Regions from separate parts of the Homo sapiens genome. Here region 2 is linked to region 1. A link is an interaction called in ENCODE POLR2A ChIA-PET data of the cell type or tissue named here. Cell type or tissue: PC-3. All regions are shown on one strand. Each heading gives the region's core, and the rest is flanking DNA. Links, peaks and the distances in the headings are about the cores only.

The links. Peaks named below come from ENCODE experiments on the same cell type or tissue, not always from the same donor. Only the 100,000 strongest peaks of a DNase experiment are listed, where the experiment ranks them.
Region 2: POLR2A ChIA-PET joins it to region 1 with 6 read pairs; 2 of 35 experiments call an interaction of 5 or more read pairs at or near these places.

The regions. Positions count from the first base shown.
Region 1 is chr2:11,388,114-11,391,174 of GRCh38, reverse strand. No RefSeq gene overlaps it. Among named protein-coding and RNA genes, the nearest start is that of LINC00570, 4.3 kb to the left of the region's middle. RefSeq lists an enhancer at 620-1,819. In PC-3, for the core only: no CTCF peak of the experiment used is centred there; a DNase peak (open chromatin) is centred at 1,244; H3K27ac peaks cover 2,392 bases.
Region 2 is chr2:11,219,692-11,222,752 of GRCh38, reverse strand. It overlaps ROCK2 (Rho associated coiled-coil containing protein kinase 2), which reads left to right. Exons shown (of 33, transcript NM_004850.5): 8 at 579-670; 9 at 1,396-1,555. Among named protein-coding and RNA genes, the nearest start is that of SLC66A3, 66 kb to the right of the region's middle. In PC-3, for the core only: no CTCF peak of the experiment used is centred there; no DNase peak of the experiment used is centred there.

The DNA.
Region 1 (3,061 bases), core at 172-2,671:
TAGTGGCAGGCGCCTATTATGCCAGCTACTCGGGAGGCTGAGGCAGGAGAATCACTTGAACCCCGGAGGCGGAGGTTGCAGTGAGCCGAGATGGCACTATTGCACTCTAGCCTGGGCAACAAGAGCGAAACTCCGTCTCAAAAAAAATAAATAAATAAAAATAAGGCCATCTTGGAGATGAGGAAGCTGGAGGTCAGGGTTGGTAAGTGGGTCAGCCTGAGTCCCACCATCGTCAAGAGCTGGTGCTGGAGTGAGAAGTCAGGCATGTGGACCCAGAGTTCAGTGCTCTTTTCACCACACACCTACACCCCCCCCTCGAATGGTATACACTTGGCCACCAGCTGGGCCTGCTTTCCTCACCTCGATCAGAGACCCTGAAAGCAGAGTATCAGCCCCTACTCCTGCCCCATGTCACTTGGTTTGCACCATAGGCCTGGACCAAGGCCACACAAGCATCTAGATGATTCTCAAAGCAATTAAGAAGCACAAAAAGGGAAGACTGAGCAAATTCAGTGAAGTCTCCCCATTCCGTGATTACTGGGAATTAGTCTCCACTGAAGGCTGGGCTGCCGGTGACTGACAGAGGGCTTCACGTTTCAGTGAGTGGTTTTTGCATCATGTAACCTCTCCCAGCATTCCTCAATCATACAATTTACACATTATTAAAGTTTCACTTGTGTGATCTAGTCGTTATTTAGAAGGTGACACATCATCATTCTCGGAAGACTTACCAGCTTTAGAACTAACCTGATTTATAATCAAATTCTAAATTCCACCCACTTCATTCTAAAATGTGAGTTTGGATGACTTCATTAACCTCTTTGAGCATCAGTTTTCCTGATCTGTAAGAGGGGCACGTAATGCTATCTCTTGACAGATTCCTTGCGAAGCTGAGAGGTGCTGTATGTATAACACCTGGTACGTTAGAAGTCATTCAACACGTGGTAGCCTTTCTTATTAAACACAGACGAGCTCATCACCGTTCTCGTTAGTCCCCCATTGGGGTGGATGCCCCGTGGCGGAATCGGGCTGCACAGGGTTCTGTGACAAGGTGAGCTCAGGAATGTGTTGCTGACGTCAGTGCAGGCTCTTGCTTGCCTCACACGCAGGTAATTATTTTAGTCTTCAGCTGAATCATCACTCTCTAGGCCAGACAGCAAAGCAAGCTGCCTGGCTCAAATCTGCAGGGCTGTCTGGGAGTGCCCATCTTGGGGCCATTGGTCACAGCCACAGGGGTGGGTCCCTGGCTGCAGGTTTGGATTGCATGGTCCTCCCTGGTGCCCCTGCCTAACAGCATGGAAAGTTAATATGTGACCAAAACCCGCCAATGAACTTGTATCTCCTAGGAATTTGGGATTGAGTCCAAGAGAGAGTTTAGTTAGTATCTTGATGTGGTTAAAATGTTTATATATAAAGCTTGGAATGCAGAATTGGCCATTGGCCACTTGATCCAGGCACTTGATCCAGGGAAAGACACACACGCATGCGCACATACATTCACACAAGTGCACACACACGCACGCACGAATACACAGATGCAGAATTCAGGGACAGATATCCCAGATCATGTGTCTGATCCTTTCTGGGTCCTGGGAGCATTTCTGACCTTGGGTTTGGTGAAATACCTTAAAATACATTCTTCCTTCTGGATTTTGTTATTGTCGTTAAACTAGGTCAAGTTTATTTCTACTATTTGCCACCAAGAGAAGGGAGATGGCCTATGAAGGGCAGGGCTGTGCTGCGATACGTTGAAAGAATTTGATTAACCAAGGTTCTACTCCTCAGGCTTTCGTTTAAATAATAATAAAGAAACTCTCACATGCTGAGCAAAGGGATTATCATGACCTTTTCTCATAGCAGATCCTCCTCAGCAGAGGGACCTCTGCAAAGGCAGACTGACACCACTTTTCGAAGCCTCAGCAACCGCATTTAAGCAGTTACTGGTTTTCACTGTTGCCTGATAAGCTCAATGCCCTCCGGGTGCAGGAAAGATCTGGAAAGCAAAATATGAAATGCACCCATGTACTGCCTGCCGCGGTTAGGGTTTCTGACTAAATTAGTTCCTGTGGAAGCAGCAAGCAATGCTTCCCTCTATGCTGGAAGCTGTCTGTGATAGTCACCATAATCAATGAGAAAAGCCCAGGGTTTGGGGATTGCCCCAGAAAACCAGCCATCCATCCCCACCACCCTCCAGGATGGGGATTCAGAAGCACTCAGGAAAGTGCCCAAGATGACGGCCCATCAAGAAGTCAGCACCAGGCCAAAGGTCATGGGGCTCAGAGGGAGGAGGCTCAGGGGTGCAGGGCCACCTTTCCTGCCTCTGAAGGACTGTCTCGAGGAAGGAGTGGGAGGGAGGAGCTGGTACAGGTCGTTTATAGGCAGGATGTTTGTTAAGGAGTGCCATCTGCACCTGCCCTGGAAAAGAGGGAGGAAGGAAGCAGGATTGGGCAAAAGGAGAAGGTGAGGCCCAATGACAGACTCGCTGACCACAGAAAGCCCAGAAGCTAGAATGGCCCTCACAGCTGGTGAGCCCAGCTGACCAAGCCCTTATACCTTCCCCATTGGATGTGGGCCACCCCAAAAGGGCATGACCTTGGGCCAACCAGCTCTCTGCAGCTGAGGCAAATCCTGAAGGGGCTGACAGCTTTGTCTGTAGACAGCATTCCCACGAGCCAGGGAAGCAAGTTTTTTGGCGAAGGGGCGTCTGGGTGACACATCACAGTGTCCACCTAAGGTACCCCCTGCAGAAGGCAGAACAGAAACCACTCGGAGGAAACTACAGGAAGCCAGATCCTGGTGCAGGCTGCTGTACTGGCTGCAGCTGCTTGTCCTCTTTTTATTAGAATTAGTGGGGAGGCTATTAGGCTGAGAGAGCTCCAACACCTCAGGTTCCTAAGCAAAGAAAAGCCCAACTCAGTGAAAAGAGTAAAATGAAACTTATGCTTAACCAATCGCAAACTGCCAGCGAATCTCTAACTACAGGCTTTTCACTTTAACTAATCAAATATTTTATTTGTCTTCGTTGTGCAAACACCTTATAAAGGTTTTCCCCTTGCGTGGC
Region 2 (3,061 bases), core at 395-2,894, 170 kb after region 1:
TTTCCATACAGTCTTCATTGAAGACTCAGAGGGTCAAAGAATGAAATTCTTTGTAACATTTTTCATATATGCAGAATGATAAGTTTAATATACATGTAGAGATATACTTTACCAGAATAAATATGGATAGCTTCAAACATAATATATGCATTCTTTTTAGGAAAGGGAGAGATTTTTAAAATAATATTTCTATTAGGGAAGTTTTGAATAACTCTTCTCTGCCGAAAGTTAGACCTATGTCTGTTTATATCCTGAAGTTATTGTCATTCAGTCGTGGCACATGCAGGTGAATTTTTTTACTTGATAGTCTTAACGTACTTTCATTTGATGCAAACTATAGACAGAAACATTTTACTTTTCATGACATTTATTGTGCATTACAGTTTTTTAAATCTGTCTAAAGAGATCACATACTGTAACTTGGGATTGCTTATTTTTGAGAAACATTTAAGCTGAAGCTTTTAATACAAATATCTCAAATTTACTTGAGATCTTTATTTTGGTTAAACTGTTGACATAGAGTTAATCTTTTTATTTTATAATTTTTAAATAATACAATCTTTAACTGCATTGTTTAGGGAGGTACGACTTGGGAGAAATGGGGTGGAAGAAATCAGACAGCATCCTTTCTTTAAGAATGATCAGTGGCATTGGGATAACATAAGAGAAAGTAAGTCAATAAACCTAAATATTTTCATTCCATCACATTCTGAAACTCATAAGTTGATTCCTTTTTTGAAATAACAAGCATATTTGATAACACTTAATGCTAACTCATTTTTAAATTGAGAAATTTCATTTCAAATTTGTTCTGTGGCAATATTTATAACAATATTCCTCAATATCTTTGCAAACTATTAGCAATATTTCTCAACACTTTTACAATAAACATTACACATTTCTTAATTTGCCAAGTTAAGCTTTGTAGATCTCAATAATTTTCAGAATCAAGGGAATGCAATCCTTTAATTTAAATGCGTTTGACTTGATAAATCAACAATTATTTATGGAGACCATACTCTGCTAAATATTGCTGTAAGCATAGTAACTTATTTTTACTATGTATATATGACATTGATTCATTTTAAGGGTAAGAAATATTTCTGTTTCGAGATTGTAGAAAATGGAGGTCTCTAAATTCTGTGCAAATTATTGCTGCTTGTAATTTTTAACAACTAGAATAATATGTTGCTTTCCTTGTTTAATCTATATTTAAAAGTGATCTAATATAGCAATAAATTACAAAATTTTAATTCTGTGAATCGATAAAATGGCAAATGCGCTGCTACAAATTTATATAGTGTTATTAAATAATAAATAATACATCATAATAAAATAGGATGGTTTATATATTTTGGTTGTGAATGAAATAATTTATTTCTTTTCTTTTAATAGCGGCAGCTCCTGTAGTACCTGAACTCAGCAGTGACATAGACAGCAGCAATTTCGATGACATTGAAGATGACAAAGGAGATGTAGAAACCTTCCCAATTCCTAAAGCTTTTGTTGGAAATCAGCTGCCTTTCATCGGATTTACCTACTATAGAGAAAATTTGTATGTGGTTTATTATTTGTTAAATTTTACTGTTTTTAGAATCTAGCTATAAGATGATGTGTTATTTTGAGACTCAATTATAGGAGATAAAGTATTAATTTGTTTTTTCCAAAAGGACTATCATCAGAAGAATTCTTAATTTTATTTTATTATTTCTGAATGTTATATGTTATTCATTTATAAGTTATTGCAAGACACCATTCTACATTCTTTTGGGGATATACAGTAAAAACAAATACCTATTTTTGAAGAAGCTTGTCATCTCGTGAAGGATATAAGAGAATTATATAGTCATAAAGAAGGGTAAAATGTGACAGTTGCCTTAAGAAAGATGCTGAGAGAATCTGGGATGGTTCAGAAGAAAAATAGAAGTCATCTCTTTGGGGTGGGAGTAGGGAGAAATAGGTCAGACCTCTGGGAAGAGGTGGCATTTTAGCCAAGTCTAACAAGAAAAGGTTTTGAGTGGCTGAAATGTGGGGAGGTTAGGGGACAGTTGTGAGGTGTTGAATAGTGGAAGCAAATGTTTGGAATGTGAGCATACATTGGGAGCAGAGCACTCGCATTGAGTCCAGTAGCACTCAAACATAGAGCAGGTGCTACTATGTCATTACAGTTTGGAGGACTCGATGAGACTATGTGGTTTTCTTGCCTGTAGTCTCTGCATCTAGCAGAAAGTCTGACACAAGATCATTCAATAAATATTGGTTAACTGAAGTGAGTATTGGATGTAAGATTAGAAAATATGTTGAGGCCAGGTGTGGTGATTCACACATGTAATCCTAGCACTTTGGGAGGCTGAGATGGGAGGATAGCTTGAGCCCAGGAGTTCTAGACCAGCCTAGGCAACAAAGTGGAACCCTGTCTTTACAAAAGAAAAAAAAAGCCGGGTACGGTGGCTCATGCCTGTAATCCCAGCACTTTGGAGGCTGAGGTGGGCAGATCACCTGAGGTCGGGAGTTCAAGACCAGCCTGACCGACATAGAGAAACCCCGTCTCTACTAAAAAATACAAAATTAGCTGGGCATGGTGGCACATGCCTGTAATCCCAGCTACTCTGGAGGTTGAGGCAGGAGAATCGCTTGAACCCAGGAGGTGGAGATTGTGGTTGAAACGAGATCGTGCCATTGCACGCCAGCCTGGGCAACAAGAGCGAAACTCCATCTCAACAACAACAACAACAACAAAAAAGCCAGATGTGGTGGTTTGCGCCTGTAATCCCAGGTACTCAGAGGCTGAGATGAAAGGATCACTTGAGGCCAGGAGTTCAAGGTTGGAATGAGCTGTTCCAGCCTGGGCGACAGAATGAGACCATGTCTTAAAAAAAAAAAAAAAAAAAGTGAGTTTTGGGGAAGAATAATCAACAGATGATTGTTGTGTGCTCTGCTAAGGGGCTTTTGACCGCCTGGCATTGGGAAGCCACTGAAAGCTGTTCAATAGTTGAATGAGGCATTAAAGATATTTGAGAAGCCCAGGAGTTCGAGGCTGCAGGGAGCTATGATTGTACCG